Regions from separate parts of the Homo sapiens genome. Here region 1 is linked to region 2. A link is an interaction called in ENCODE POLR2A ChIA-PET data of the cell type or tissue named here. Cell type or tissue: PC-9. All regions are shown on one strand. Each heading gives the region's core, and the rest is flanking DNA. Links, peaks and the distances in the headings are about the cores only. Region 1 has its middle 16 kb from the start of LNCPRESS1. Region 2 holds the start of NAT16 (N-acetyltransferase 16 (putative)).

What was found. Peaks named below come from ENCODE experiments on the same cell type or tissue, not always from the same donor. Only the 100,000 strongest peaks of a DNase experiment are listed, where the experiment ranks them.
Region 1: POLR2A ChIA-PET joins it to region 2 with 5 read pairs; 8 of 35 experiments call an interaction of 5 or more read pairs at or near these places.

Annotation. Positions count from the first base shown.
Region 1 is chr7:101,276,101-101,291,430 of GRCh38, reverse strand. It overlaps the pseudogene AZGP1P2. Among named protein-coding and RNA genes, the nearest start is that of LNCPRESS1, 16 kb to the left of the region's middle. RefSeq lists enhancers at 753-862, 997-1,547. In PC-9, for the core only: CTCF peaks have their summits at 8,047 and 8,250 (motif pointing right); a DNase peak (open chromatin) is centred at 8,290; H3K27me3 peaks cover 681 bases.
Region 2 is chr7:101,167,920-101,183,249 of GRCh38, reverse strand. NAT16 (N-acetyltransferase 16 (putative)) reads left to right here and starts at 2,957. Exons shown (of 4, transcript NM_198571.3): 1 at 2,957-3,208; 2 at 8,439-8,754; 3 at 9,730-9,954; 4 at 10,599-12,754. The coding sequence starts at 8,443. The coding sequence ends at 11,171. It also overlaps a transcript of VGF not described here. RefSeq lists silencers at 503-720, 2,788-3,082, 9,504-9,716, 14,266-14,436 and enhancers at 8,996-9,055, 8,699-9,204, 9,855-10,468, 10,469-11,082, 11,083-11,697 and 1 more. In PC-9, for the core only: CTCF peaks have their summits at 13,107 and 13,307; DNase peaks (open chromatin) are centred at 9,179 and 9,629; H3K4me3 peaks cover 1,202 bases; H3K27me3 peaks cover 5,326 bases.

The sequences.
Region 1 (15,330 bases), core at 3,839-11,838, 110 kb before region 2:
ACGTCAGCTTCCCAAAGCGCTAGGATTACAGGTGTGAGCCACTGAGCCTGACCCAAGCTCTCCTTTTAAATTAAATAACCCAATAACCCATTTTGTGACTTTTTTTTTTTTTTTTTTGAGACGGAGTCTCGCTCTGTCACCAGGCTGGAGGGCAGTGGCGCGATCTCGGCTCACTGCCACCTCCGCTTCCCGGGTTCAAACGATTCTCCTGCCTCAGCTTCCGGAGTAGCTCAGATTATAAGCACACGCCACGAAACCCAGCTAATTTTTGTATTTTTAGTAGAGACGGGGTTTCACCATATTGGCTAGGCTAGTCTCGAACTCCTGACCTTGTGATCCGCCCACCTCAGCCTCCCAAAGTGCTGGGATTAGAGGCTTAAGCCACCGCGCCTGGCTTTGTGACTTTTTTTTAAGTCAGCACCTTCAATGGGTACTTCATTCCAATCTACCACAACAGATACCTCAGCCAACTGTTGAAGTTATCACTGCACACCAGGCCTGCCAGGATCCCCCAAGACCCCTGTGTTTTCACTGCGTTCAGCCCCAATCTGGCCCCGTAACCAATCTCAGCTTCCCAGCCCTCCATTTCCCTGAGTAACTACTGCCTGGAAACAATCCTTGTACCAATCTCCGCATCCGCCAGGAGCATTTGTTACTAGAAACGTCATGCAGTTCTGACGCAGTTCTGACCTTAAGCAGAAAATAAACGTATTTATTGGTTAGCTCTCAGAATCCACAGAAAGGATGGAGAACCCAGGCTCAGAATTCCAGAGGAGCGCAACAGTCAAAATCACACCAGCAACCGGCCTGGTAAACACACAGAAGCTGCCAGCAGGGGGCAGCAGAGGCCACAGCACGGGATCTACAACATCCCGGGGGACTGAAGCTCAAGACGCCCCCCGCAGCTACTGCAGCCCCACTGCCCCGGGAGCTGGCAGTTGCAACCCCTGCCAAGACCACCAGAAAACATTGTCCACTGTGCCCCCCTCTTTGTTTCCCTAACACTTGACCCGATATCCAAGGCAGTAGCTTCGGCTTGCTGAGCATAAACCCTGTGCACACCTGCTCCTTCTATTGCCAGGGAGGCTGCAAAAGGAGGATGCGGCTATTTCTGCTTCCATCATGGAAGGCTGGGATTCCACAGGCACCTAAAGGAAAGAGGGAGAGATGGGAATGGGAATGTCCTCCAGACAGCTCTGGCAGGATCGGGTGTGGGAGGAGAGTGAGGGTCCCACCCCAGCTGGGGTCTACCCAGGTCCACGTCCTGGACATGTTGAGGCTTTTTCCAGAAGGCAGAGATGAAGTGTGGTCTGACAACACCCAAGTGACCCCAGAGGGTGTCATAATAGACTGGAAGGGCGACACATCCCAGGCACCTGCCACCCATCACACACACCTCCCACACACTGGCATCCTTCCGCCCCAGGCACACACAAAGCCTCAGTCCAGAGATCAACTGTCTCAGCTCTGAATTTGCATATCCTGTGTATAGACTCACTGGTCACAATCTCTGCCCAGCCTGGCTTGTGCATACTTCTTTCTTACTGTCAGGGGAGGAGCCCGGCCTGGTACTCCCATTGGCCTGTAGATTCACCTCCCCTGGGCATGGCCCCAGGACCCAGGATAATACCTGTGCCTCCGGCCCAGAACCCTCCAAGCAGACACAATGGTAAGAATGGTGCCTGTCCTGCTGTCTCTGCTGCACCTTCTGGGTCCTGCTATCCCCCAGGAGACCCAAGATGGTGAGTAGGGAAAGCAAAGGATGGATGCTGGAGAGGACTGGAAGGAGGTGAGGAACAGGACATATGGCTGGGAGAAGGGCTGGATGCAGCTGGGATTCCCTGGTATACGGCAGGAACGGGTGCCCAAGGCTGTCAACTCCCTCAGCTCACACACTTCCAGGAGCATTCAGGGAGCCTCTGCCCTCACCCAAAATAAGACCTTCAGGAATCTGAATCTAAAACCCCTTAGTTTACGTGAAAACAAAGACTCCAAAGACCAAGCGACCTGCTTGGGGTGGAGAGCCAGGACGGAGCAGGAACCACATGCCTGGAGCTGCTTCTGCTCCTGTTCCTTCCCTCCTTCCGATGGCTGGGTACACCTGCCTGACGCTGAGGGAAAGAGAGAGCAGCCCCAAGGGGAAAGTGGGAAGGGAGGTCGGCTGGAGGGATGGTGCTAGAAGGAAACCCGTGCCCAAATCCCACACTCAGACACCACTGCAGTGGGTCTGGAAGGCTAGTGGCCCGAAAAGAAGACAGTGGGAGCTTGGGGAGATCAAGAGTCACTTCTAGGATAGGGGAAGGAGGCTGTGGCATGAGAATGTGCAGGATAAAGACATGGAAGCGAATGGCTTCTCAGTTGTGTGAGTTAAAAATTTATGACATTTACAAGTTGTCAGAATAGGTGTTTCATGTTAGTTTTATAATAATCACATTTACAATATTAATCCCATTCTGCACCAAAATCTTAATTATTCGGGGTTCTCCAGAGAAACAAAACTAATATACATTGTATACACATGCATATATGTATATATGAATATACACTGTGTATATACACTAATTATATACGTGTGTGTGTATACAAAAGAGAGAAAGGGAGGAGTTTTATTTAATATTTCTTGTGGCTCATACAATTCTGAGGGCTAAAAGTCCTAAATCAGCAAAGCAAGCCAGCAGGCTGGAGACCCAGGAAAGAGTTGGTGTTGCGGTCCTGAGTCCAAGGGTAGTCTGGAAGCAAAATTCTTTCTTCTCTGGGGGACCTCAGCCTTTTCTCTTGATGCCTTCCACTGATTAGATGAGGCTCACCCACACTGTAGAGGGTAATCTGTTTTACTCAGGGTCTACTGATTTAAAAGCTAATCACATTCAGAAATTCATGAGCAAGAATGACTTCAGTACTTAAATTAGAAATCTGCCATATGACCTCCAACGTTACTAACACTCGTGTAAATTATATTCTAAATTAACTATGGAACTAATTGTGGAAATGTCCCACTCTCTCAACTTCCATCTTGTACCAAACTGCAAGGTACAATGCCAGGAATTCCGAGAGGTCTCCTAGCCTTACCCTATGCTGATCCATTCTAGGTCACTTCTTGAGTTTTCTAGTAAATCCACCTCCCTACACTTTCTAACTATATGTATTTGTCCGGTTAGACTAGAAATGTTTATTTCTCATGTTAAGTTCAATGCAGATTGGGCAAGGTTCCTCTCCTCCACAGGGTGACTCAGGGATCCGGGCTGTTTGCATCTTGGGACTCTTCTGTTTCATCCTGTGGTCTCCATAGTCATCAACAAAAGGGATAAGAGACAGTAGGGGAAAGCCAGGTGGTAGGGTCTTGGACCAGAAGAAAGACATCAGTCACTTCCAGTCACATTCTTGTTTGACAAAGCTCAGTCGTATGGTTCCAATCTATCTATAAGGAGGCTGAGAAATGTTATCTTCTTCTGTGCCAAGCAGATTAACTTCTGTAGTGAAGACACAGAATGGTCTCTGAAATATCATCCCCAGCATGAAAGTAGAGCCTGTTTCCTTGAGTGAGGCTCCAATGGTGTGAAGCTGATGGCAGAGGAGAGAGCTGGGGAGGAAGAGGCCAGTGGCCAGGCCTCCCCTCCTGGCCCTCTGCAGCCCCACAATGGGACACCCTTGCATGGACCCCAGCCCTCAGAGTCTTTTCTTTTGCAGGTCATTACTCTCTGACCTATCTCTACACTGGGCTGTCCAGGCCTGGCAAAGGCACCCACAGGCTGCAGGGTACTGTCTTCCTCAATGGCCGTGCCTTCTTCCACTACAACAGTGAAGACAGGAAGCCTGAGCCCCTGGGACCATGGAGACACGTGGAAGGAGTAGAGGACTGGGAGAAGCAGAGCCAAGTTCAGAAGGCCAGGGAGGACATCTTTATGGAGACCCTGAACAACATCATGGAGTATTACAATGACAGTAACGGTCAGTGAACAACAGACCGCGGGGGTGGAAGGTCTAACCCAAGAGGCAGCCCCCCAAGTGTGAGTGGCAAGGGGTCAGCAGGATGGAAATAGTCCCAATCCCAGAGGAGGAACAGGAGACACAGCAGAAACACAGATATGTCCGCATCCCGCCCACCCCACAGCACAGTGCTCCCCACTTCCCCATCGATTGCCCCATCCTCATCCCAGGCCTCAGCTCACACAGGAAGTGATGGCAGAGTCACTTCCTATCCAGGCACCTCTGACCTATCACCTCCACACCCCACCCGTCGGAGGCTGATCTCCCCACGAGAAGGCATCAGACTCACCCCTGTCCAGGGAGGGTGCCTGGAGAGTGAGCCACTCTCAAAGTCACTCAGACCTGGGCTCACCTGGTGGCTCTGCCAGTCCTACCTGTTGACAGTGAAATGTTCCCAAAATATCTGGTCAAAATCTGCAAACATTGGAGCACTGAGACCTACCTCCAAACAAGTCTGTAATATTTAACTATGTCTGTTCTATGAAGGATGTCACAGTCTGTCCTGATCTCCCTTGCAGCCCCATCACCTAGGACAGGGTACAGCCAATATTGGCTCAATTGAAATTTGTGGAATGAACAGAGAAAAGCACGCAGCACACACCGTAGCCCATGCTGGGGGCTCAGGAAGTGCTGCATTCAAAACCACAGGCTGTTAGAGATCCCTGCAGCCCTAAAGTTCCTCCTCACCATAAGATGCAGACCCAGGAAGGGCCACCTGCACTGTGGTCGGAGGAGCTGGTGGCAGACCCCGTGCAGAGATGGTCCCCCTGCCCCCGGCCCAGCGTTCTTTCTCCTAAACCACACTGCCAGCCCCAAGGCAGCCAACCCCAGGCCTGGTGAACTGCTGGTGTTAAATTATCATGGAGTGGGTGTCAAAAGATGGGCTTCTAAGTACAAAAATGCCCAAGGTGCTACATGGGATCTGAAGGTTTCCCAAAGGAGGCAAGAGATAAGCAGACATTTGAAGGATGAGGGATAGGAGGTCTTGGTAAGGAAAATGGCCCGGGGTGCGTGTCAGCAGTAGGAGAGGAGGGGGCACAAGTGATCAGGAAAGACACTGGGAGAAGCTTTGATGGACAGGAATAGAAATGGCAAAGTGGATAATTACGAGGAAGGAGGATGAAGAGATGAATACAGGGTATTAGGAAATAAGAGTAGCTGACATTTACTGAGCACTTACTTTGTGCCAGGCCCATCTATGAGCATATATAATGCTCCAGAATAGCCCCCTGAAACCGTGCTGTTCGCATTGCTGTTTCAGAGCTGAGGAAATAGAGGCCCAGGGAGGTGACTGGCTCCAGTTCATGCAACACACCAGGTGGGGGTGGGGAGAAACCTGGGATGTGAGCCCAGACAGCTTGAGAGCTTTCAGAGTCTATGCCAACAGCACCAACCAGTGCTGGGTAAACACCTGCTTTTATCATCAGAACAAAGAGGCTGTGTCCCCTGCCCTATGAGGTCCATTTCTGAGAGTTGTGGCTAATGGGCAAGAAGTTTGGGAATTTAGAGATTTGGGATAAAGATATCAAACACCAGAAAGGAAGAAAGAAGTGATCAGGTCGGGCACGGTGGCTGATGCTTGTAATCCCAGCACTTTGGAAGGCCAAGTGACCTCGGATCACCTGAGGTCAGGAGTTCGAGACCAGCCTGGCCAACATGGTAAAACCCCGTCTTTACTAAAAATACAAAAATGAGCCGGGCATGGTGGCACGTGCCTGTAATCCCAGCTACTCGGGAGGCTGAGGCAGGAGAATCACTTGAACCTGGGAGGCGGAGGTTGCTCCAGCCTGGGCAACAGAGCAAGACTGTCTCACAAAAAAAAAAAAAAAAAAAAAAAAAAATAGACCTCTAGATCGCCCAGAACTGGAGGTCAGGCCCACCAGTGTGACCAGGTCAGAGGGCTTTGACTTTGAGGGGAAGGGGAGCACGTGAGAAAAAGGCCTAGGGGCAGGGACTGCCAAGGTCATGGCCGAGAGAGGCCACATATGTGTGAGCTGAAGGGACACGAAGGATGTGTCTGGAGAGGCACACGGGGAGGGTGTCCTTCGGGAAGCCTGGCGTGGTGTTGTCACCACCAGGTTTGGAAGAGTGCGGGAGATGGCTAGGCAGCGGCTCCTCACCAGGACCTGCCTCCACCTTAGTCCCCTCTCGGGCCACTTGTCTGTCACTTCTGCTCTTTTTTCTTTTTCTTTTCTTTTTCTTTCTTTCTTTTTTTCTTTTTTTTTTTTTGAGACATGGATCTGGCTATGTTGTCCATGCTGGTCTCAAACTCCTGGCCTCACAACATCTTCCCCACTCGGCCTCCCAAAGTGCTGAGACTACAAGCATGAGCCACCATGCCTGGTCTCTTTTCTTTCTTTCTTTCTTTCTTTTTTTTGGGGGGCGGGGGTTGGGGGGGGAGTTTCGCTCTTGTTGCCCAAGCTGAAGTGCAATGGGGCAATCGGCTCACCACAACCTCTGCCTCCTGGGTTCAAGTGGTTCTCCTGCCTCAGCCTCCGGAATAGCTGGGATTACAGGCATGTGCCACCATGCCCGGCTAATTTTGTACTTTTAGTAGAGACTGGGTTTCTCCATGTTGGTCAGGCTGGTCTCGAACTCCTGATCTCAGGTGATCTGCCCGCCTCGACCTCCCAAAGTGCTGGGATTACAGGCCTGAGCCACCGCGCCCAGCCAAATTTTTTTTTTTTTTTTGAGCAGTCTTGCTCTGTTGCCCAGGCTGGAGTGCAATGGCGCGATCTCGGCTCACTGCAACCTCTGCCTCCCGGGTTCAAGCAATTCTTCTGCCTTAGCCTCTAAATAGCTGGGATTATAGGCGCGCGCCACCAAGCCTGACTCATTTTTGTATTTTTAGTAGAGAGATGGGATTTCATCATGTTGTTCAGGCTGGTCTCAAACTCCTGACCTCGTGATGCACCCGCCTCGGCCTCCCAAGGTGCTGAGATTACAGGCGTGAGCCACCGCACCTGGCCTCTTTTCTTTTTTTTTTTTTTCTTTATTTTATTCTTTATTTTATTTATTTATTTTGAGACGAAGTCTCGCTCTGTCGCGCAGGCTGGAGTGCAGTGGCGCCATCTCGGCTCACTGCAAGCTCTGCCTCCCGGGTTCACGCCATTCTCCTGCCTCAGCCTCCCAAGTAGCTGGGACTACAGGCGCCCGCCCCGACGCCCAGCTAAATTTTTTTCTATTTTTATTAGAGACAGGGTTTCACTGTGTTAGCCAGGATGGTCTCGATTTGCTGACCTCGTGATCCATCCGCCTCATCCTCCCAAAGTGCTGGGATTACAGGCGTGAGCCACCGCACCCGGCCTTTCTTTTTTTTTAAATCATAATACATTTTTTGTCTTATCAACAAAAGTCAGGCATGAAATAGAACATTTTGAAATACATATAAAGAAAGTGAAAAAAATTAGTCACATATTCTTGAAAGAATTTCTGGTAACGTTTCAGTGTCTTTCTAGCATTTTTTTCTAAGTATACATACATGGAGATTTTCCCCATTAATCAGAATTTTTTTTTTTTTTTTTTTTTTTTTTTTTTTTTTGAGATGGAGTCTATGGAGAGGCTGGAGTGCAATGGTGCGATCTCAGGTCACTGCAACCTCTGCCTCCCGGGTTCGAGCAATTCTCCTGCCTCAGCCTCTAGAGTAGCTGGGATTACAGGCGCCCGCCACCACACCCGGCTAATTTTTGTATTTTTAGTAGAGACGGGGTTTCACCATATTGGCCAGGCTGCTCTCGAACTCTTGACATCAAATGATCCGCCCGCCACGGACTCCCAAAGTGCTGGGATTACAGGCGTGAGCCACCGCACCCGGCCTAAAACAGATTTTTCTTTTTCTTTTTTTTTGAGACGGAGTCTCGCTCTGTCGCCCAGGCTGCAGTGCAGTGGCGCAGTCTCGGCTCGCTGCAAACTCTGCCTCCCGGGTACACGCCATTCTCCTGCCTCAGCCTCCCGAGTAGCTGGGACTACAGGCGCCCGCCACCACGCCCGGCTAATTTTTTGTATTTTTAGTAAAAACGGGGTTTCACCGTGTTAGCCAGGATGGTCTCGATCTCCTGACCTTGTGATCCGCCCGCCTCGGCCTCCCAAAGTGCTGGGATTTCAGGCATGAGCCACCGCGCCCAGCAATCAGATCTTTCTTAAAAAGAAGTGGGAAATCTCGTGGGGTTCACAACGTAGATGCAGCCCCTGGCCTATACCTTGGGGTTTTCAGGATGAGAACCTGGAGGAGGTCTCTAGCCTTTCTCTTCAGCGGCAATACCGCTCTCGACCACAAGAGGGGGATGTGTGCTTAAGAACGTTGGCCCCAAAGCTGGAAACCGCAGCTCTGGCACCTGGTGCTGGCAGCTCCCACTCGGATCACCCTTAGTCGCTCCTAGCTTTCCTGCTCACTGCTCAGTGCGCCTCTTGGAAACCTTGGTTCATGAGGGAAAAAAGACAGAACTCACATGCTCACTCTTGCATCGTTCTGCCCGAATTTGGCAAATCTCTGGACAGCTCTGCCCTTGTGTTGCAGCCTCCAGCTTCACAGGCCATCGCCCCCAGCCTCACACTCTTCACCAATATCCCATCATTGCCCAGGACCCATAAGGCCTGTCGGGCCCAGGATGCCCTGGTCCAGCTTCCAGCCTCCTTCCCTGCCGCCTGCCACCCCACAGCCTCTGTTTTTGGACAGCAGTGGGCTTATGTCAGCTGCGATTACGATCACTCACCTCTGCCACCCACAGACCTTCCTGCGTACAGCTTTTTCTTTTGTTTTTTTGTTTTGTTTTTGTTTTGAGATGGAGTCTTGCTCTGTTGCCCAGGCTGGAGTGCAATGGTGTAATCTCGCCTCACTGCAACCTCTGCCTCCTGGGTTCAAGCGATTCTCGTGCCTCAGCCAAGTAGCTGGGATTACAGGCACCCACCACCATGCCTGGCTGATTGTTTTTTTGTTTGTTTGTTTGTTTTGGAGACAGATTCTCGCCCTGTCGCCAGGCTGGAGTGCAGTGCAGTGGTGCGATCTCAGCTCACTGCAACCTCCGCCTCCCAGGTTCAAGCGATTCTCCTGCCTCAGCTTCCCGAGTATTTGGGACTACAGGCATGCGCCACCATGCCCAACTAATTTTTGTATTTTTAGTAGAGATGGGGTTTCACCACCTTGGCCAGGCTGGTCGCGAACTCCTGACCTCAGGTGATACACCAGCCTCCACCTCCCAAAGTGCTGGGATTACAGGCGTGAGCCGTCGCGCCCGGCCAGAATTTGGCGAACCTTTGGACAGCTCTCCCCTTGTGTTGCAGCCTCGGGCTTCACGGGTCATCACCCCCAGCTTCACACCCTTCACCGGTTTCCCATCATTGCCTAGGACCCAGTCTGAACTCCTTATAAGGCCTGTTGGGCCCCGGATGCCCTGGTCTCGCTTCCGGCCTTTTTCCTTGCCACCCGCCACCCCACATACTGTTACCAGACAGCACTGGGCTCATGTCAGCTGCGTTTGCGATCACTCAGCTCTGCCACCAGCAGACCCTCCTGCATGCACCTTTCCAGAAGGCTCTTCCCAGCATTTTCTTTCTTTCTTTCTTTCTCTTTCTTTCTTTCTTTCTTTCTTTCTTTCTTTCTTTCTTTCTTTCTTTCTTTCTTCCTTCCTTCCTTCCTTCCTTCCTTCCTTCCTTCCTTTCTTCCTTCCTTCCTTCTTTCCTTTTTTCTTTTCTTTTCTTTTCTCTTAAAAAAAATGGAGTCTCACTCTGTGGCCCAGGCTGAAGGGCAGAGTGGCACAATCTCTGCTCACTGCAACCTCTGCCTCCCAGGTTCAAGCGATTCTCCTGCCTCAGCCTCCTGAGTAGCTGGTACTACAGGTGTGCGCCACCACACCCAGCTAATTTTTGTATTTTTAGTGAAGACGGGGTTTCACCATGTTGGCCAGGATTGTCTCGATCTCGATCTCATGATCTGCCCGCCTCGGCCTTCCAAAGTGCTGGGATTACAGGCATGAGCCACCCCACCTGGCCTTCCCAGCCTTTCATAAGGAGTTATCTCTTCCCAGAAGTCTCCCTCCACGCTGCGAGTCTGTGTTATGTCATTCTCTGAGCTTCCATGGGGCCCAATGAGCCCCTGTCACACCACTTAGCGTGCTGGAGTGCCTGCCTGCCTTCTCAGATGGAAGCCCCATGAGGGTAAGCACGTGTCAGCCTCACGCATGCATATCCCCAGCACCTCGACGCTGTGCTTGGCACCCCATAGGGCTCAGTAAGGATTTTACTAAATATGGCCAGGTACAGTGGCTCACACCTGTAATCTCAGCACTTTGGGAGGCCATGGTGGGAGGATCGCTTGAGGCCAGAAGTTTGAGACCAGCCTGGGCAACATAGTGAGACCCCATCTCTTCAAAATATTAAAAACTTAGCTAAGTGTGGTGGCGTGGCCTGTAGTCCTAGCTACTCAGGAGGCCAAGGGTGGGACAGTCGCTTGAACCCAGGAGCTCAAGGGTGCAGTGAGCTATGATTGTGCCACTGTACTCCAGCCAGGCTGACAGAACGAGATCCTGTTGCTGCAAAAAACTGACTAAATGTGTGAATGAAGGAATGAATGTGTTCACTGTTCCCTGAGGAGGGTCTGCAAAAGCCAGTACATGTCCTTCCACCCCCTTTCCTCCCTGTTCACTGGGTGCCTCTCATTGTCTCCCAAGCCTCTGCAGACACATCCCAGGGAACAGTGCTGCTGAAGGACTAGTTCTGTTCCTTGTGATGGTGGAAAGAAATGGGATTTGGGCCAGGCACGGTGGCACACACCTGTAATCCTAACACTTTAGGAGGCTGAGGCAGGAGGATTGCTTGAGGCCAGGAGTTTGAGGCCAGCCTGGGAAACATAGTAAGACCCCCATCTCTACAAAAAACAAAGATTAGCCAGGTGTGGTGGTGCATGCCTGTAATCCCAGCTGCTCGGGAAGCTGAGGCAGGAGGATAGCTTGAACCCAGAAGGTTGAAGCTGCAGTGAGCCGTGATCACGCCAGTGCACTCCAGCCTGGGTGACAGAGTGAGACCCTGTCTCTAAAAAATTAAAAAAAAAAAAGAGGCCAGGCACAGTGGCTCATGCCTGTAATCCCAGCACTTTGGGAGGCCGAAGCGGGTGGATCATGAGGGTCAGGAGTTTGAGACCAGCCTGGACAATATGGTGAAACCCGTCTCTACTAAAAATACAAAAATTAGCCAGGCTTGGTGGCACACACCTGTAAGCCAAGCTACTTGGGAGGCTGAGGCAGGAGAATCCTTCAACCCAGGAGGCGGAGGTTGCAGTGAGCCAAGATCACGCCACTGCACTCCAGCCTGGGTGACAGAGCAAGACTCCATCTCAGAAAAAAATAAAAATTAAAAATAAATAAATAAATAAGAGAAATGGGATTTGGAGTGAGGCCAACCCAGTCTCAGTACCGACTCTACCACTTACCAGCTGTACATGTGCCTTATTTTCTCCATTTGCAAAGTGCAGAAAACAGGACCAAGCTTGCAGGGTTGCTGTGAGACATCGCCTGCCAGCCTGACACGTGGTAGGCAGTCATTAGATCAGGGTCTTCCTCCCTCTTTCCCAGAGCCCCCACCTAAGCTCCCTCCCCTCTGGAACCTTGGGACACACACACACCTGTAATCTGAAATAGCAGCTGCTACTTCCCTGACCCTCCTCTGACCCCCAAGGTTGCCCTGTCCTCTATCCCCCCACAGAGTAGTGCCAGGCACAGAACAGATGCTCCAAAGATATGAAAAGAATGAAGGAATGAACGAAGCAGCCACCACCACAGTTTCTCATGGGGCGTGTTCCCCAGAGGCCACGAGCCTCTTTTTTTTTTTTTTTGAGACAGATTCTCACTCTGTCACCCAGGCTGGAGTGCAGTGGTGTGATCTCGGCTCACTGCAACCTCCGCCTCTGCCTCCTGGGTTCAAGTGATTCTCCTGCTTCAGCCTCCCAAGTATCTGGGACTACAGGCACACACCACCATGCATGGCTAATTTTTGTATTTTTAGTAGAGACGGGGTTTCAACATGTTGGCCAGGCTGGTCTGGAACACCTGGCCTCAGGTGATCTGCCCGCCTCAGCCTCCCAAAATGCTGGATTACAGGCGTGAGCCACGGCGCCTGGCCTGGGCCTGGATTCTTGTACATGGCATTAGGGCACCCCTGTGAGTTGCCCCAAGGATCACATGTGCACGACTGTGTCATCTGAGCAAACTCCCCCAAAGGGTGTCTGCATTCCCCACAGCCATTGCTGGTGCTAACAGGACAAGTTCCAAAAAAGAAAAGCTTTTAAAAATGTTTTATTGATTTATGTTTGATTTTTGGTAGAGATGGGGTCTTGCTATGTTGCCCAGGCTTGTCTTGAACTCCTGGCCTCAAGTGATTCCCCTGCCCCGCCGCACCTCAGCCTCCCAAAGTTCTGGGATTACAGGTGCGAGCCACAGTGCCCAGCCTGAAATCACTTTCTAAATTTGCCCTTTTCATCATGTTTTCCTCTTGTAACCGTTTTATGTCACGTGTACCCTGAGGCCCCCTGACAGCCCCCCTTGGGTCCCCTCTGCAGCCTCTTGTGTTATATGTGATCGGAGCACCCCCAGAGCTTCGTCATCCGTGACGAGCACCCGCCCTCTCTCCAGTGGGAATCATCAGCTGATGAATAAGGGCTGATTTCTTCTCAAATGATCACCACCCCCAATTCATTACATTCCAAAGACTGAGCTCAGAATGGCTTATCTGATGCTTGGTGCGGTTGTGCTTTTTTGGAACGCCGTTCATTGAGGACGCAGGTTCTCTCCCGTGTGATGCTCTTGGGCGCAAGCTGTGACGTGGGTTCCACGCTATTCTGTGCCACGTCCTCCCCTGTGATTTTCGCATCTCCGATAACTGCTTGCCTCCGTCTGAGGATTTTCCTCCGCTGGTGCCATTCATTGGGAGTCTCTCTAGTATGAATTATGAGATGAATGGAAATTTTCCCTCATTCATAATATTCAAAGCTTTCCTCTGCCCTGTGAATTCTTTGATATTCTTCCAGAATCCTGACCAAATATTTTGCCATGTGTATCGGGCCAGTAGAGTTTAGGCTTAGAGTCTGCAATTTCCCCAAAGTGGTAACTTTCTTTTTTTTTAAGAGATGGGGTCTTGCTCTGTTGCCCAGGCTGGAATGCAGTGGCATGATTATAATTCACTGCAGCCTTGACCTCCTGGGCTCAAGTGATCCTCCCATCTCAGCTTCCTGAGTAGCTGGGACTACAGGCACACATCACCATACCTGGCTAATTTTTTTTTTTTTTTGAGACGGAGTCTTGCTCTGTCTCCCAGGCTGGAGTGCAGTGGCATGAACTCGGCTCACTACAACCTCCACCTCCCGGGTTCAAGCGATTCTCCTCCTGCCTCAGCCTCCCAAGTAGCTGGGACTACAGGTGCGTACCACTATGCCCAGGTAATTTTTTGTATGTTTAGTAGAGATGGGGTTTCACCATGTTAGCCAGGATGGTCTCGATCTCCTGACCTCAAGATCCGCCCGCCTTGGCCTCCCAAAATGCTGGGATTACAGGTGTCAGCCACCGCGCCCGGCCCCATTGAGGAATTTTAAAATTCCATTTGCTGGAAGAACCAGCCCGTTTTCTGTCTGTTACATGGCTATCTTGAAATAGTCCTGCCTGGAATTGCTTGAACCTGGGAGATGGAGGTTGCAGTGAGCTGAGATCGTGCCACTGCACTCCAGCCTGGGTGATAGAGCGAGACTCCGTCTCAAAAAAAAAAAAAAAAGAAAGAAAGGAAAAAGAATAAGAAAGAAATAGTCCTACCTCCACAGTCCCTTCTTCAGCCTGTCAAAGCCAAAAAGTTTCCCAAGATCCTAAGTCTAGTAGGCAAGAAACACTTCCAATCCCTATTAAAGCCATGTTCATGAGGGAACTCAAGTTTTCTACCCACAGGCACTGGAATTTCTGCTGTGGGAACTGGGGGACGTTCTCGAGCCATGGAAGCCTTGAGGCCGTTCGGACTCAAGAATGTGATGATGCCCTCAGTTTCGTGAGTCTTGTATTCTGGTTTATTTCTGCTCCACTATGTCTGAGGCCTCCTGTTCTCGCAGCAGCTATTGGGGCTGAAATGTCCAAAGTGGCTTTTGCAGTCACGTGACTGGTGCCTCATGTTCTTCCACTTGGTCTCTCTTCCCGACAGAGCAGCCTTGTTGTCTAGTACAGTTATTGGGCTCTGAGAACCCTCTATGGATGCCCTAGGCCATTGCACCATCACCTGTGCTACCCCTGGCCCCTCCATGGAAACCGCTGCCCAGGCAGCTGTGTGACACCATGTGACCCTGCCTCTCTTCCACCCACCAAGTCCCCAAATATACAGTTCACTGGACCAGGATCCCATATAGGCTGGCCAATGATTTTTGAAGTCATCTGGCTCAAAAATTTAGGGAAGTCACCCAGGCCAGCCAATTCCCTTTTGGAAACTGGGGCGGAAAAAGCAGACAGTAGAATTAGTAAGCCACAAGATGTCCTGAGGGCAAGTAGGGCCTGGTCGGACCAGTGTGCTGGCCGAAATTACACTGGAGAAGAAACTTGGCCGTTGAAGCAAAACCAAAATCAGCTATACCATGGAGAAAATCCCCTCATTGTGGAGGGAAAATGAGCTTGGCTTTGGCAAGAGGATAAAGGAGGAGAGGGTGACAACAGAGTTGGGACTCCACAAAAGGCCGAGACAAGCCAACCCTGGGCTGCCTTCTGCCTGTGGGTGTCACTGCTGCCAGTTTGCCGCTCGTTCCCTTGGCTGTCAGTTGGCTTAAAAGTGGGCAGATGACTTAGCTGTGCTGGTGAAACATATGGGGATTCCCGGCCCATGCAGCATGCCGTCCCACTTGCCAGGAGAGGTGGCTCACGCCTGTAATCCCAGCACTTTGGGAGGCCGAGGTGGGCGGATCACCTGAGGCCGGGAGTTCGAGATCAGCCTGGCTAACATGGTGAAACCCCGTCTCTACTAAATATACAAAATTAGCAGGGCATGGTGGCACATGACTGTAATCCCAGCTACTCAGGAGGATGAGGCTGGAGAATCACTTGAACCTCGGAGGCGGAGGTGCAGTGAGCCGGGATGGCGCCACTGCACTCTAGCCTGAGTGACAGAGTAACACTCCGTCTCCAAAAAACAAAAACAAACAAAAAAACAACAAAAATTAGCTGGGCGCAGTGGCAGGTGCCTGTAATCCCAGCTACTTGGGTGGCTGAGGCAGGAGAATCACTTGAACCCGGGCAGCAGAGGTTGCAGTGAGCTGAGATCACGCCACTACATTCCAGCCTGGGCAATAGAGTGAGACTTTGTCTCAACAACAACAACAACAACAAAAGTATG
Region 2 (15,330 bases), core at 6,458-14,457:
TCCGTCTCAAAAAAAAAAAAAAAATTTAGCTGGGCGTGGTGGTGCAGCTACTCAGGAGGCTGAGGCCGGAGAATCGCTTGAACCCGGGAGGCGGAGGCTGCAGTGTGCCAAGATCGCGCCACTGCACTCCAGCCTGGGCGACAGAGAGAGACTGTCTCAAAAAAAAAAAAAAAAAAAAAAAAATTCCTATGGGATCTGGTCCATAGCCTTCTCAGAATATACTTTGCTCTTCTGTAAAATGGCTAAACAATCCGCCCTCCCCTACAGCGTTATGGAGATTAAGCTACAGTGCTTAGTAAACATTGGGTGGTTCAGTGGTTCACCCCACATCACCACCACTCTACTGGGTAGAGGGTAATCCTGGAACCTAGGCCAGCCACGCCAGGGCTGTCTCCTCTCAGCCAGATCTCTCCTCCATCCCAGAATAGGCCGCCTCCCTGCAACCTCTGAGCACTCAGGCAGCTGAAAGCCACTTGTTCTCTAGCTGAGAGGAAAACCGGCTCTCCTAGATGTGTGAGAATGAAGCCTGGAACAAGATGGCTTTCCATTGGCCCAGTGAGCTGTTTGGAGGCGGGACTTACAGTGACAACTTGCTTCTGAGTGGCTTGGACTTAAGGGGAGGGGCCGAAACGTTGGTAAACTTTTAATTCTGAATGGCTGATGGAACTGGAAGTGTGTGAGGGTTGGGCCAATCCAAGAGTTTCTGTTGGTGGAAGGTGTGGCTTCTGGCGAAAGGGGCGGGATTAGCATATGATGGTCTCTCCCTTTGGCCACTAGTGATTTTTTCCTTGAAACCTGTAACTTTTTGAAGTTCTTTCCCATCATGAAGCATATGGCACCTTAACTGCAATCTGCAGTTTGGTGAGACGCACAGTGTGTTAGCACTTTCAGAGATCAGAAATGGGGGGAAGTCCTATTAAAAAATGTTGAGTAACTTGTCAGTTGCATTTTGCCCTGCCTCAGCCTAGAAGTCGGGATTCTCATCCCTTTAACCCTTGGTGTTATTCCTGTTTAGCCCTTTAACCCTCGGTTGGAATTCCTGTATGTGGGATTCCAGGAACATGACCTTCCTTCTTATTGCATTGGCACATCCAATGGGATCAGTTTGCCTGATTATGAAGTTATCACCTCGGAAAGTAAAGAAAGAAAAAATGGAATAAGATGGGTGAACAATGAATTTTGGGGTGGGGGAGAGGGTAGGGGGAGCATGAGAGCTGGGCGGCCCCTGGAGAGAGGACTCCAGCAGACCTTGAAAGGCCTTAACATTATTCCCTGCATCGGCCGGGCACGGTGGCCCACGCCTGTAATCCCAGCACTTTGGGAGGCCGAGGCGGGCGGATCACGAGGTCAGGAGATCGAGACCATCCTGGCTAACACGGTGAAACCCCGTCTCTACTAAAAATACAAAAAATTAGCCGGGGGTGGTGGCGGGCGTCTGTAGTCCCAGTTACTGGGGAGGCTGAGGCAGGAGAATGGCATGAACCCGGGAGGCAGAGCTTGCAGTGAGCCGAGATCGCGCCACTGCACTCCAGCCTAGGCGAGAGTGAGACTCCTCTCAAAAAAAAAAAAAAAAAATTATTCCCTGCATCTCCAAAGCAGTTTACAGTTGCTAAAGGGCTTTGTCCATCACTTTCCTGGCTCCTTACAGGGTAGAACTGAAGGTGTTCTGATCTCACTTTATTTATTATTTTATTTTATTTTGAGTTGGATTCTCGCTCTGCCGCGCAGGCTGGAGTGCAGTGGCACGATCTCGGCGCATTGCAATCTCTGCCTCCCGGGTTCAAGCGATTCTCCTGCCTCAGCCTCCCAAGTAGCTGAGATTACAGGTGCAGGCCACTGTGCCCGGCTGATTTTTGTATTTTTAGTAGAAACGGGGTTTCGCCATGTTGGCCATGCTGGTCTTGAACTCCTGACCTCAGGTGATCCTCCCACCTCGGCCTCCCAGAGTGCTGGGATTACAGGCATGAGCCACCGTGCCCGGCCAGGCCAGGCTAATTGTTGTATTTTTAGTAGAGACGGGGTTTCACCATGTTGGCCAGGCTGGTCTCGAACTCCTGACCTCAAGTGATTCCCCCGCCTCGGCCTCCCAAAGTGCTGGGATCACAGGCTTGAGCCACCGCACCCAGTCTTGAGCTCACTTTATAGGTGGGATGGAGAACCTTGTAGGAGTTAAGAGCCTGGGCCACCGCCTTATTAGAGCAGGGGCAGCGCTGCACCCACCCGGGTCCCAGCTCCACACTTCCCTCTTCCTCCCCAGCCACCAGGATCAGCGTGGGGTGCAGCGCCTCCTGAGTGCAGAGGTCTGTGTGAATGTGCCTGGGTGTGCGCTGTGTACCTGGAGGTCTTTCTGCCTGCTGTCCCGTGGGGTACATTGTGGATTTAGGGGCCTTGTGCACCCGGGGAACCAGGGTGCTCAGGCACCCACGCAGTGGTGAGAAGATGGAGAGATCTTGGCCTCCCTCTGCCCTTTTCAGCCTTTCAACTTCTGTCTCTTGATGTCTCTTCGCCTTCCCGGTGTTCTAGGGTTTCTGATTCCCTCTATCAGTTTCCGGGGACGAAGGCTCGGAGTCCCCTTCCCAGCCGCTCTTATAATGGAGAGAGGAGATTCCATTGAGGGGTGGCTCCTGGAGGAGGGGTACTTCAGGGCAGTGGGGGACCCCCGGACAGAGAACGGAGGTGCTGGGCGTGGGGTGGGGAGATAACTAAGCCAGCAACACCAGCATCACCACCACCAAAACCCGAGACACCACCATCCTCAGTCCCACTCCCCAGCCGGGACACAGGGCGGAGTCTCGCCAGTAGGGCTTGAGGCCACCCAGCTGCCCAGGGCGCACCCCGACCCCCGGCCCCGCCAGCAGGGCACGAGTCCGCTCCGGATCCGTCCCGGGTTTCTTCCGCGTCGCCGGGGTCTCCGCCCCTCGAAGCTGCCGCCGGAGCGTCGCCGGGGGAGCCACGCGTGCCACCCGAACCCCTGAACCGATGGGCGCCCCGGCCCGCGTCGCCAACGGAGCTGCGGCGCTGCCCCAGCGCTGACCGACGTTAGAGTCGGGCTCCGACAGCGCGGCCGAGTCCCCGCGCGTCATCCTCCTTTGACTCTTGGGGGCTCCAAAGGGACCTCTCTCTTGGCACCGGGGGTGTCTGCGCCCGCCGCCCGCCCCGCTTGGCTTTGCGGCATCTCGGCCCTGGCTCCAGCTCCGGCTCCGGCGAGGTAGGGGGGCGGCCGGGCCTGGGGACTGGGGAGGGGGCTAGCGTGCTCCTCCACCGCAGAATGGGGCAGCAGAAGGCCACCGCCCCTCAGGGGGACCAAGCGGCTGCGCCCCCTTCTGCCCAGCCCCTCCCAGTCCGAAGACCCAGAAAACTGAGTCAGAGGCTGCGCTTCAGGTGTCCAGAAGCGCTCCCCCGCCCCCCTCTGTTGCCATGTCGCTCCCACCTGTCCCCAGGGTCCGGCGCCCAGGGGAACCCCCGCCAAGCAGATCGCTCCCTTTGCAATCTCCCTCTCCCCCAAGCCCAAGCCCCCAATCCGGGGTAGAGGCAGAGGGAAGACCCTCACTCGGGAAGACCCTGCAGGACAGCCCCCCCTTCTCCACTACTGTGGCCCTCTGGGGCCCTCCCCCCACCCCCTTTGGCTGGGCCATCTTCCTCGGCCCCTGCCTCTGCCCACCCCCTAGGCCTTCTCTCCCGCCCCCACTTCATCGCCTCTCCCCGTCTCTGTTTCCAAGGTTGTTCTCTTACGGCCTTTTTTCTGACTTTCTTTTCCCCTTGACCCCTTCCCCTCCACGGATCCCCGCCCCCCATACCCCGGGGCGAAGGGGGTGTGTCACGCTGCTTTCTATTTACAGTGTCCCAGGGGAGGGGGTGCGTGCTAGGATTTTTTTTTTTTCATCTGCTGGGCCCAGAGTCACGAGGTGTCATGTCTGTGATTCGGTGTCGAAGCCTCCTCCGGCTTCCCTGCCTGTCCCCTGCGGCCGCATCTCCTGTCCGCTTTTGTCTGCTCTCTGCCTCCATTCCCGTCCTTTTCGCTCTCATCTTTGGGCGCTTTGTGCAGCTGCCTTCTTTGTCTCCGCCTCTCCGGCGACTGGGCTCTCCCTTCCCTCCCTCTCCTCCCTCCCCCAGTGTCAAGAAGCCATCGGCCTCAAGGGCATCGATATTTCAGGTGTGTGGGGTGTGGTGGGAGTGGGGTGCGGGTGGGTGGGCTGCCGGCATTCCCAGCTCTGACTCCGATCATGCCCAGCTATGACTCTGATCACCCCCTCCCCAAAGAGATCATTCATATTTATGAGATTTAAAGAATGTCCCCAAGGATGTGGGGATAGACATGAAGAGAGAAATGTTATTCCTCTTTTTTTTTTTTTTTTTTTTTGACAGCGTTTCACTCTTGTTGCCCAGGCTGGAGTGCAATAGCGTGATCTCGGCTCACCACAATCTCGGCCTCCCGGGTTGAAGCGATTCTCCTGCCTCAGCCTCCTGAGTAGCTGGGATTACAGGAATGCGCCAGCACGCCCGGCTACTTTTGTATTTTTTTTTTTTTTTTTTTTTTTTAGTAGAGAGAGGGTTTCTCCATGTTGGTCAGGCTGGTCTCCAACTCCTGACCTCAGATGATCCGCCTCCCTTGGCTTCCCAAAGTGGTGGGATTATAGGCATGAGCCACCACGCCCGGCCAAGAAATGCTGTCCCTCTTTTAGGAGGGCGCTTGGTCCAGGAGATACCTGGACTACATTTCTGACAGTGCCCTGGACTCACCAGCTGCCTCCGCCTCTGCCTAGACATCTGATGAGAGTTAAGAGTTCCACGGAGCCAGGCTGGAGGGTGCTGGACTGGAGGGTAGGAAGTGGTCACCATGTGAAGCAAGGGTTACAGGCTAGCCCACAGCTTTGGCTTGGCCTGGAGTCGCTGACCTGTTTTATTACTCGCCTCCTCCAAGGTTTAAGGACCTGGGAACCTTTGTTCATGTCCCCCAAAATGGAACAGGGGTAGAGGTGGTGCCTGGGTTGAAAGATGGGGGATGCATTGGAAAGTTCTTCCCTCCCCATGACTCTGGGAACTCCCCACGTCCACCCCTACCCTTACCTCCCACGACAAACAACCTTATCTGAGACGTATAAATGCCATTTGGAAAGGGTCTCCCCACTGTAAGCAAGGGAAGGAGACTGGAGCCAAATGTCTTGAATGAGTCAGGTGGGTTCCAGTCTACCGGTTGCTCACAACTTATCACCTTTGGGGGTAGTGAGGGTATTGCTGGAAGCACCACTGAACCACTAGCTTGCATTTTCCTGGGACCCATGAACAGCTGGTTCATGTTGCCTGGAGCTGCAGATGGAGTCAGGAGCTAACTTGCTGTTCTCTGGGACCCATTGTCCTCAGAGCGTGGTGCAAGAGGTCTGGGGCTTGGGCTGGTTCCAGGCATGGAGGCTTGTGTGTTGGCATAGGGATTGCTGACAGTGTGGGCCAGACAGTGAGGGAGTTCCTAGCAACCGCATCTCTGGTTCTTCATCAGCTTATCCCACCTGGGCCCTTCAACTCCTGTTCAAGGACCCAGTAGTTCCCCTCCTTGCTCTTCAGGCTGGGGTCAGAGATCCAGATACACTAAAAACAGATCTTGGCTGGGCATGGTGGCTCACACCTAATATCCCAGCACTTTGGGAAGTGGAGGTGGGAGGATCACTTGAGCCCAGGAGTTCAAGACCAGCCTGGGCAAAATAGTGGGACCCCCATCTCTACAAAAAATTAAACATTTTAGAAAGTAGCCAGGTGTGGTGGCACATGCCTGTAGTCCTAGCTACTCGGGAGGCTAAGGTGGGAGGATCGCTTGAGCCCAGGAGGTTGAGGCTGCAGTGAGCTACGATGATGCCATTGCACTCCGGCCTGGGTGACAGAGCGAGACCCCGACTCAAAAGAACAAAATAAAATAAACAAATAAGCAACAACAATAATAATAAGAGGTCTCCCCCCTGGCCTGGAAGCCAAGGAAACTTAACTTTTAGCCTGGCTCTGCCCAGACTGAGTCACCTCGGGCAAGGCTCTTAATCTCCTTGATTATGAAATGAATGGGTTGAACCTGATGGTCTCTAATGGCCCCAGCAGAGGATCTAAATCCTCTGAGCCTGGCTTCCTCCTCTCTGATAATTCTGGCTCCATATCCAGGTAATCTCCAGGTGTTGGAATCAGATGAGAAAGAATCAGAAAACAAAGAGGGAGATAGAACTCTTGTCTTGAAGCTTGGTTTGTATAGCAAGCATACCGCGTTTAGGCAAGCTCTGTTTATGGCTTGGAAGTGCAAACCACTCCTTGGTCCCACTGCTGGTCAACCTTCCCCAAACCTAGGTAAGACTTTTGTTAAAAAAAAAAATAAAAATTCCAGTTAAGTCAATAAGTCAATATCACCCCCACAGAATAGCTGGTCTGTGTGCCCTTGGGATGTTGGTTAATGAGGCTTAACGTAGGTTATCTGAGGTGAGCATTATCATTGGCTGAAAGAGAGAGGGGGGATTTGATTGGTTGATTTGGCTGATCTGGAAGAGACAGGCCCAGAAATAGAAGTTGCTGGGACTTGGATAGGGGGCTTTCTCTTTCATTTTGGTGGAGCTCCGACAGAACACTTTTCAAACAATTCCTAGTCCTGGAGTGGACAGAGCCCAAGTCTCCCTATGGGGAAGAGGGGCAGAAGGAAGGAAAGGGGCGGGGGCGGGGGGCATTGATTGGCTTAGAAAGAATGGTTTGACATTTTCTTCTTCTTTTTTTTTTTTTTTCTTGAGACAGAGTCTCACTCTGTTGCCCAGGCTGGAGTGCAGTGGCTCAACCTCGGCTCAGGCTCACTACAACCTCTACCTCCCGGGTTCAAGTGACTTTTGTGCCTCAGCCTCCCTAGTAGCTGGGATTACAGGTGTCCACCACCATGCTTGGCTAATTTTTGTATTTTTGGTAGAGATGGGGTTTCATCACGCTGGCCAGGCTGGTCTCGAACTCCTGACCTCAGGTGATCTACCCGCCTCGGCTGAGCCGCCATGCTAGGCTGGCTTGACATTTTCTAGTGGAGCTATCTATCTTGTTTATATTTGAATGTGTATGTCAAGAGGTGGAGGTGGGGGGACAGGGAACTGGGGCAGCAATATGGAGGATATTTGGGGTCTACACCCTCCCCCTTGGCCCTGGCTGGGATTGTAGCTGGTAGTGGCAGGAAATGGGGTGAGGGTGAGCCCTCCACTGTTCTCTGGGAACTTTCTTGTGGACAGAGGGGTGACAGTGGGAGTTTCTTTCTCATGTTGTCCTTGCAGAGGTCTTAGAGAGGTGATGGGATCCTTGAAGGAGTGTGCCTCTTTTTTTTTTTTTTTGACACAGGTTCTCTCTCTGTCACACAGGCTGGAGTGCGGTGGTGTGATCCCGGCTCACTGCAACCTTTGTCTCCTTGGCTCAAACGATCCTCCCACTTCAGCCTCAGAGCAGCTGGGACTACAGGCCCACTGCACCACCATGCCTGGCTAATTTTTTTTATAGACAGAGTCTCACTATATTGCCCAGGCTGTTCTTAAACTCCATGACTCAACCAGTCCACCTGCCTTGGCCTCCCAAAGTGCTGGGAGTACAGGCATGAGTTTCCGTGTCCAGCCTTCTTCTTCTTTTTTTTTTTTAAAACTACCCCCAAGTGCCTTTTTTCTTTTGCCTGGGTCCCTGGATCTGGGGCTGGTCTATGGGGATCTCACAGGGTTCTAAGTTTCTGACTGTTAGGGAGCATCCCATAAGAGTGGGGTGGGTAGAGCTGAGATTTCTGAAAGCTGGTGGGAAGAGGGAGGGAGCTGGGAGACCTCCACTCCCAGGGTCTGTGTGGACAGCAGAAAAGAAAGGGTGTGGGCCAGGTAGAGTGGCTCACACCTGTAATCCCAGCACTTTGGGAGTCCAAGGTAGGAGGATCTCGAACCCAGGAGTTCGAGACCAGCCTGGGCAAAGTAGTGAGATCCCTATCTGTATTAAAAAAAAAATAAGAAGAAGAAATGAAGAAAGGGGCCAATGTGGTGGCTCACACCTGTAATCCCAGCACTTTGGGAAGCTGAGGTAGGAGGATCGCCTGAAGTCAGGAATTCAAGATCAGCCTGGACAACATGGTGAAGCTCCGTCTCTACTAAAAATACAAAAATTAGCCAGGCATGGTGGCACGTACCTGTAGTCCCAGCAACTCAGGAGGTGAAGGCAGGAGAATAGTTTGAAGCGGGGAGGCAGAGGTTGCAGCGAGCCGAGATCGCGCCACTGCACTCCAGCCTGGGCGGCAGAACGAGACTCCGTCTCAAAAAATAAATAAATAAATAAGTAAATAAGTAAATAAATAAAAGAAAAGAAAAAGAAAGGCTATTTGTGTAGGAAGGGGCATTAGGACCGTTTGTGTGCAGGGGCCCAGATGTGGAAACAAAGGGGCTGATCCAGGTGCTGAATTCTCTTTTTTTCTGCAGGGTCATGAAGCTGGAAGCCAGCTGTGGCACAGCCACCTCAGAGGTCCCTAAGCCGGAAAAGAAGACTGCCCGAGATGCAGAGCCAAGCTCTGAAACCCGGCCACAGGAGGTGGAGGCCGAGCCCAGGTCGGGATCGGGGCCTGAGGCTGAGGCCGAGCCATTGGACTTCGTGGTGGCCACGGAACGGGAGTTTGAGGAAGTGCTGGCCATCTCGGGGGGCATCTACGGCGGCCTGGACTACCTTCCTAGCCGCTACCACAGCTGGCTCCGGGACCCCGACCGCACGGTGGTGCTGGCCAAGCGCAACGGAGGCGTGGTGAGCCCGGGGGCACGGCCCAGGTGACATGGGGTGAAGCCACCTGCGGGTGCGTGGATCTTAGGAAGAGGAGGATGAGAGCTTCTCCCCAGCCTTCCTCTGGAGGCTGCGGAAATAGAGCCTGCTTTGGGACCAAAGTGCAGGGCGTGCAGTGCGGATCCAGGGGCTATGTCAGTGAGGGTGGGGTGGAGGACTCCTAAAGCAGAGGAACCAGAGGGACAGGTGAGCGTTTGAAAGTTCGAGGATCCACCGGAGGAATTTCTGGGGGTAAAAGCAAAGGAGGTGGGGAGCAGGAGAGAGAGGGTAGGCTAGGGGTGGGAGCAGGAAGAGCTTAGATTTGGGCTGGGGGAGGAGCTAAGAGGAAGTGGGGCGTGGCAAACTCCCGGGGGAGGAGCCAAGGAAGGGGCGTGGTGAGCGGTCCGGAACTTGACACACTCGGAGCTGGAGCATCTCAAGAGGTGGAAGGGGCCGGGCGCGTCGGCTAACTCCTGTAACCCCAGCTCTTTGGGAGGCCGAGGCAGGAGGATCACTTGAGGCTAGGAGTTCCAGACCAGCCTGGGCAACATGCGAGACCCCTGTCTCCAAAAAATAAAAATAAATAAAAAGCCGAGAGTAGGGGTGCGTGCCTGTTGTCCCAGCTACTAGGAAGTCTTGGGGGTGTAGGGGATCGCTTGAGCCCAGGAGTTTGAGGCTGCAGTGAGCTGTGATAGCACCACTGCGCTCCAGCCTGGGTGAGGAGACCCTGTCCTAAATTTAAAATAAATAAAAATAAAAAGGTGGACGAAGCCCCGGCGAATGACTGTTCTGCCGGCTCTGTAATCTGAGGCCCAAGTGCCGTGCTACCCCAGGCCTGGCCTGGTGCCCGGGTGGTGACGCGGAGTGCTCAGCGTGTGGGAAGAGGAGAGCCCAGTGAACCGACAGCCCTGGCAGGGGCGCAGGCGGGGAGGGCCCCGCGCTAACGGCCTCGGTCCGCAGATCGCGCTGGAGTCGGTGAACGTGATCGACGCCGGGGAGACGGTGCTGGTGGAGGGGCTGCGCGTGGCGCCCTGGGAGCGCGGGAAGGGCGTGGCCGGGCTGCTGCAGCGCTTCTGCTCGCAGCTGGTCAAGAGACAGCACCCGGGGGTCAAGGTGGCACGGCTCACCCGGGACGACCAGCTGGGCCCCCGGGAGCTGAAGAAATACCGCCTAATCACCAAGCAGGTGAGAAGGACAGGGAGCTCGGATGGCTGGGCCTCTCTGCTGGGGCATATGGGGAGACCCTCCCCACCCCCAGCAGAACACGGGCTTGCTCTCTCTCTGGGCTTTACCGAGTGGCGCGGCCCATGAGCCTTGCCCTGGGACTCCCAGTCCTTACCAGACCCTTTGACCCAGGGGAAGTCAAACTCCCGACTCCCAGCCTGAAACCCTAGTCCTTACTTCCCAACTTCGGGGACCCTGCCTCCCCTAGGATCCTGCCTCTGTTCAGGGCCCCAAGCCATCTCCTCTGAGCCTTTGTCCTCCCTCTGCTCCTCCCAATCCTACTGACTGATCGGCCTCCCTGGCTTTCACGTCCCTGGAGACCCGGGGACCCGTACCCTCAGTTCCCTGGCTACTCCATACTGATCCCACCTCTTCTTGGGGATCCACGTACTGGGAGCCCGTGCCCCTGGTCCCTGTCTGGTACCCTTGAAACCCAGGCTTTCCCATACCCCACTCGGCCCGGAGCCCTCACGGTCGCTCCTCCAGAGGGACCCAGGTGGGAGCCCGTGGGCGTGAACGTGGGAGTGAAGATGCCTGCCGAGAGGCGCCGGGCTCGCCAGCCCTGCTGCGCCCCCCCTCCCCGCGCTCACTCGTGCCCCCCGCAGGGCATCCTTTTGGTCCGATTCAACGCGTCCGCGCTGCTGGCCGGGCTGGGCGCGCGGCTGGCGGCGCTGCGGACCTCTGGCACCTTCTCGCCGCTGCCCACCGAGGCCGTGTCCGAGGCAGGCGGCGACGTGGCACGCCTCCTGCTGTCACCCTCCGTGCAGCGCGACGTGCTTCCAGGCGGGACCATCATCCAGGACTGGCAGCCCTACCGGCCTAGCGAAAGCAACCTGCGCCTGCTGGCGGCCAAGGGCCTGGAGTGGCGCGTGGACAGCCGCGCGCGCCCGCGCGTGCTCACGCTGTGCACGCGCCCCTTCCCCATCCCGCACGGAGGGGACGGCACTTGGCGCTATCTCAACATCGACGCCTTCGGTAGCGACGGCGCGCAGGTGCAGAGCCAGCTGCTGTGGCACCTGCAGCGCCAGGCCCCGCGCCTCGTTGGCCTCAACGTCATGTGCCAGCTCTTCCTGGAGCCCCAGCTGTGGTCACAGCTGGCTGACTTCTGCCAGGTCGGGCTGGGACTGGAGCTGGTGAAGGGTTATACTGAACAGTACCTGCTGGAGGCCGACATCTGAGGCCTCTCCTCTGGCGGGGAGGGGGAAAAAGACCCGCCCCCTTCCGCAGTTTCCCCAGCCAGCCTCTTTCCTGCCATTTCCGACGCTGCGTCTCCTGGGAAGTCCCCTCTGACTCCTGCCCTCCTGCCCTTACCGGCGCAGGTCCCCCCACTCTGTCCCTTTTGCCCTTACTATCTTGCCTCTAGCTCCCCCAAACACCATTGCCCACTCCCTGACCTGAACTTGCGGACTATTAGGTGGGGGCTGGGGGTGGGGGCCTTGAGCTGCTGTTATCCACCCTCTGTTTTTCCAAAGAACTGGTCCCCGCACAGGCTTCAGAGTCCTTCCTTCCCTCTCCATCACCTCACCCGGGGCGTGAACTCCCCCTTTCCTGGCTTCTCCCTTCTGCCCCCTCGTGGGTGGAAGAACTCAGGAGTGTGTGGGATGCCCAGCCTCGTTCCCGAGCGCAGCCGCCCAATCCGCGTTTCTTTTCTTCCTTCTGCCCTTTCTAAAGCCCTAAAAACTGGTCCTGCATTGCCCTCCACACCCCAATCCCCTCCCCCTGCTCAAGCTTCTGGTGCCAGAGATCAGTGCCCTCTCCCCACTTCTCTCTAGCCCCTCATCCTCATCCTCGCTGGATCTCTACGACGCTTAACACCGCAGTGCCCATTTTTCTGTCCCTGTTTTCCTTCCCATCACCAGCCCAGTGTGCAATCCAGAGAGAGAGAGAGTGATACTGTAAAATGAAATGTATTTAGAATGCTCCCCCATTTGGGTCCTTGTTCATCTGGTGATGCACTTTCTGAGCCTGCCTCTCTCACTGGGGTTTCCTCCTGCTTTGCACAACTTTGCTATTTCGCAGGCTCCCCCGTGCCCCAGCTCACCCGAGCCGGGCGGGGTGGTGGTGGTGGTGGTGGTGTGTGTGTGGTGTGGTTCTAGCTGAAGAGTTTGGTACAGTGGAGGGCGGGTCCCTCAGCCTGGCATAGGGGCTGTCTCCTGGTTCCAACCAGGCCGCCTTCTAGTGCAACTGGAATTCCCACCTCCTGGTATTTCTGGACACCACTCCCTTTCTCTGGATCATTTATGCTTTTAGAACTTTGAGAGTCTTCTATTTAATTGCAAGTAGTAACAGCTGCATCTGCACAGCGCTGTCTCCAATACTGGTTCCCCACATCAAAGGCAGAGGGAGAAAACAGAAGGCTGGGAAAGATCAAAGTGACTTCTAAGTCATTCAAAGTAGCTAGGAGCCTCCCAGCGAATAGAACCCGGGTGTCCCAAGCCTAGAGCATGACCTAGAACTTCACTCTGTGGGATGATGTTAGCTTGAACTTCTTGTTGGGCAATGCGTAGGTGCTAGGAGAATGTTGACAGTGAGTTTGGGGTTCGCTGGGATGGGATCCGAGATGTGGGCAGAGGTGGACACCAGCAGGTGGAAGAATGTGGACAAGGTGGGGGGTAGGGGCAGCCGCCGCTTCGCCACTTTCCGCAGCTCTGGTTTTGCTACTGTGCTGCTCTCCTTGGGTGCATCCTGTGCCTGGCCACGCTGCCACCCTCCTTGTCACGGTGACCACGATTGTATGACAATAAAATGGACCTTTTGGCCACCCTCTGTGTCTGTTTCACTTCCCAATGGGGAGAAATGAGACACATTATCTTCCCCTTTCCCCAGCAGCCTGTATCAGAGAGGATCTCTAAGCCCTGTGGCAATGGGGCTAATGACTTCCCGGGGAGAGGGGGGAGGTGGAGAGGGGTTCTGAGGAGGGCTGCTGGCTGTGCGCCCCTACCCCACCCCTGCCAAGCGGAGGAAAGAAGCCGCTGCTCAGGACCGAGGTGGGCAGCAGCACGGCCTCCTGACTCGCCCTGGGCCTCGCTTTTCCCTGGACCTGGGAGTCGGCTGCTACCCAAATTCTGTGAGTTCTTCTCCCAAGTCCCACTTGGCATCCAAGACCAGCTTCCATCAGCCAGGATCCAGGCATCTAACCCCCAGTTCCAGACTTGCCCGTGGCCAGCCGGTATCGCTTTCCCCTTTTCTAGGTGGGCAACCCGTGGTGGGTGGAGGAGGTGGAGAGAGCCTGGGCACCGCCCCCGCGAAGCCTGCTCTGGATTGGCGGAGACTGCGATCCCCCAAAGTAACACACGGGGGCGCCAGGACGTGCGCGGACGCGGGCAAGGCAGCACAAGGTGGTTTTCGTCCGTGTGAGTGTGTCCGTGGGCGTCTTTGTGTGTCTGCGTTTCTGTACATGTGTGTACGAGTCAGGGGGTGTCTGGGTGGGATGGATTCGGGACAACGTGCCTGGTGTACCCCAGAATCAGGTACCTCAAGTGGTTTTTTTTCTGTTGCTTTTTGATGAGGACGATGCTTGATATGTTACTATGTGCGTGTGGACGGGGAGGCAGGCGACTTGTGTGTATTGTCGAGTGTGCACAGCGCAGCCTGTGAGTCCCTGCAACCGCGTCTTGGGTCTCTGAAGTCGCATTCCTTGAGGGTTTTGGCGCCCCTCCCTCCACCTGGTAAAAGGAATGAGTGAGAACACTTAGAGCACACCTCCATTGCCCTGCACACATCTCCAGCCTAGGTCTGGGTAACTGCTAGGCTAGGTGTGACATTGTGTTTGTGTAAGTGGGTGTGTCTCCGAATCTCAGTGTGATTCTGTAGGACAGTGTGTTATGTGTGTGACAGGTGGAAGTTGAAGGAGGCTGGTTCAGGATGACAGAAGTGGTTTTCTTTCTCTTGGTGGATACCACCTTGATGGTGTGTGTGTGTCTGTGTGTGTATTTGAGTGTGTGTGTGTGTGTGTGTGTTAGTCTCTCCAGTGGCTCTCTCTTCGTGTCTCTCCCCATCTCTGTCTCTTTCTCTCTCTCTTTCTTGGTGACTCATCTCTGCGGCGTTGCCCTCCCCCGCTTGCTGGGTCTCCCCTCCCCCACTCAGGAGTGGGTGGGGGTCTGAGGGCGAATGGGACCTCAGGACTAAAAATCAGGGTGGGCACCCCCTTCCCATCACTCATCATTCCAGACCCTCCCGTAGCCCCCAGCCCACCCCTCAGTCCCTTCCCCAGGATTCCCCAGCTCTGGGATGGGGAGAGGATAGGGCAAGAGTGTGTTCTAAATGGGGCAATTTTCAGGGGGCCTTCAGCATCTTCTGTAAGTTCAAAGTGGAGACCCCTTCCCCTCTCATAAAGTGCCCCCTCCCTGCCTGCCCCTCCACCATGGCTGACGCAGTTAAAGGCTGCAGAGGTGAGTCACCGGTTGGGGGGAGGGGGAGGAGAAGAGGGGACCGGTGAGCTTCGGGGTCCACAAGCCCCTGCTCTCTCTTTCTCTCCCAGACCTTCTCAGGGAAAAGACCCAGTGCTCTTCCCCACTCTCCTGGTTTTCCACATCTTCAGCTTGGAACCCTACGATGCTGGACCCCATCTTCTCCAGCTACCCTCTTGGAGGGAGATTTAGAAACAAATACAAAGAGAGATGATGGATTCACACAAACAAGTCAGAACCAATACCAGGCATCCCCAACTAGGTCCCCATATGGGCTCTGCCTTTTCCAGCACTCTGTCTCTCCCAGTCTCTTCACTTCTCTTTCTTTTTCTACTGTCTCCCTCCTTTCCCTATCCCAAGAACCTGTGCCCAGTCCAGAAGCCCCTAGAGGCAGCAGGGTATGAAGGGCACAGCTCACCCCCAGTAGAGGCGAGTAGTGTGTGAATGAGCTGACCCAGGTAGGGAACTGGGATGGAGAGAGGCAGAAACAGAATGAGTCCAGAGACCATGCAGACAGAGTCAAGACCCAGATTGTGGAATCTCCAAGCCTTTTGTGCCCCAGGCATTCATATCCACCCCGCTCCCTCACGACAGGACGACTGGAGCCTTGGGGATGCTGATTTCTGAGAAACTCTCCTGGGCTTGTGAGCTTAAGTGGAGGAAGGGAGGGATGTGGAGTGGGGGCATGTGTGTGCTTACACACACATTGTTGTGTACCACCAAGCCAGGCACACTTTTTGGACACCAGCGGATGCCCAGAACTGGGTGTGCTCAAAGACTCCAAACTGCATGGGCATACAGGCATGCAGAAGAGATAAAAAAAAAAAACAAAAAAAAACAACCCAGCACACACACACGCGCGCGTGCACACACACCCACACCTGGAAGCAAACACAAACACAGCCACACAGACTGGAATAGAACATCA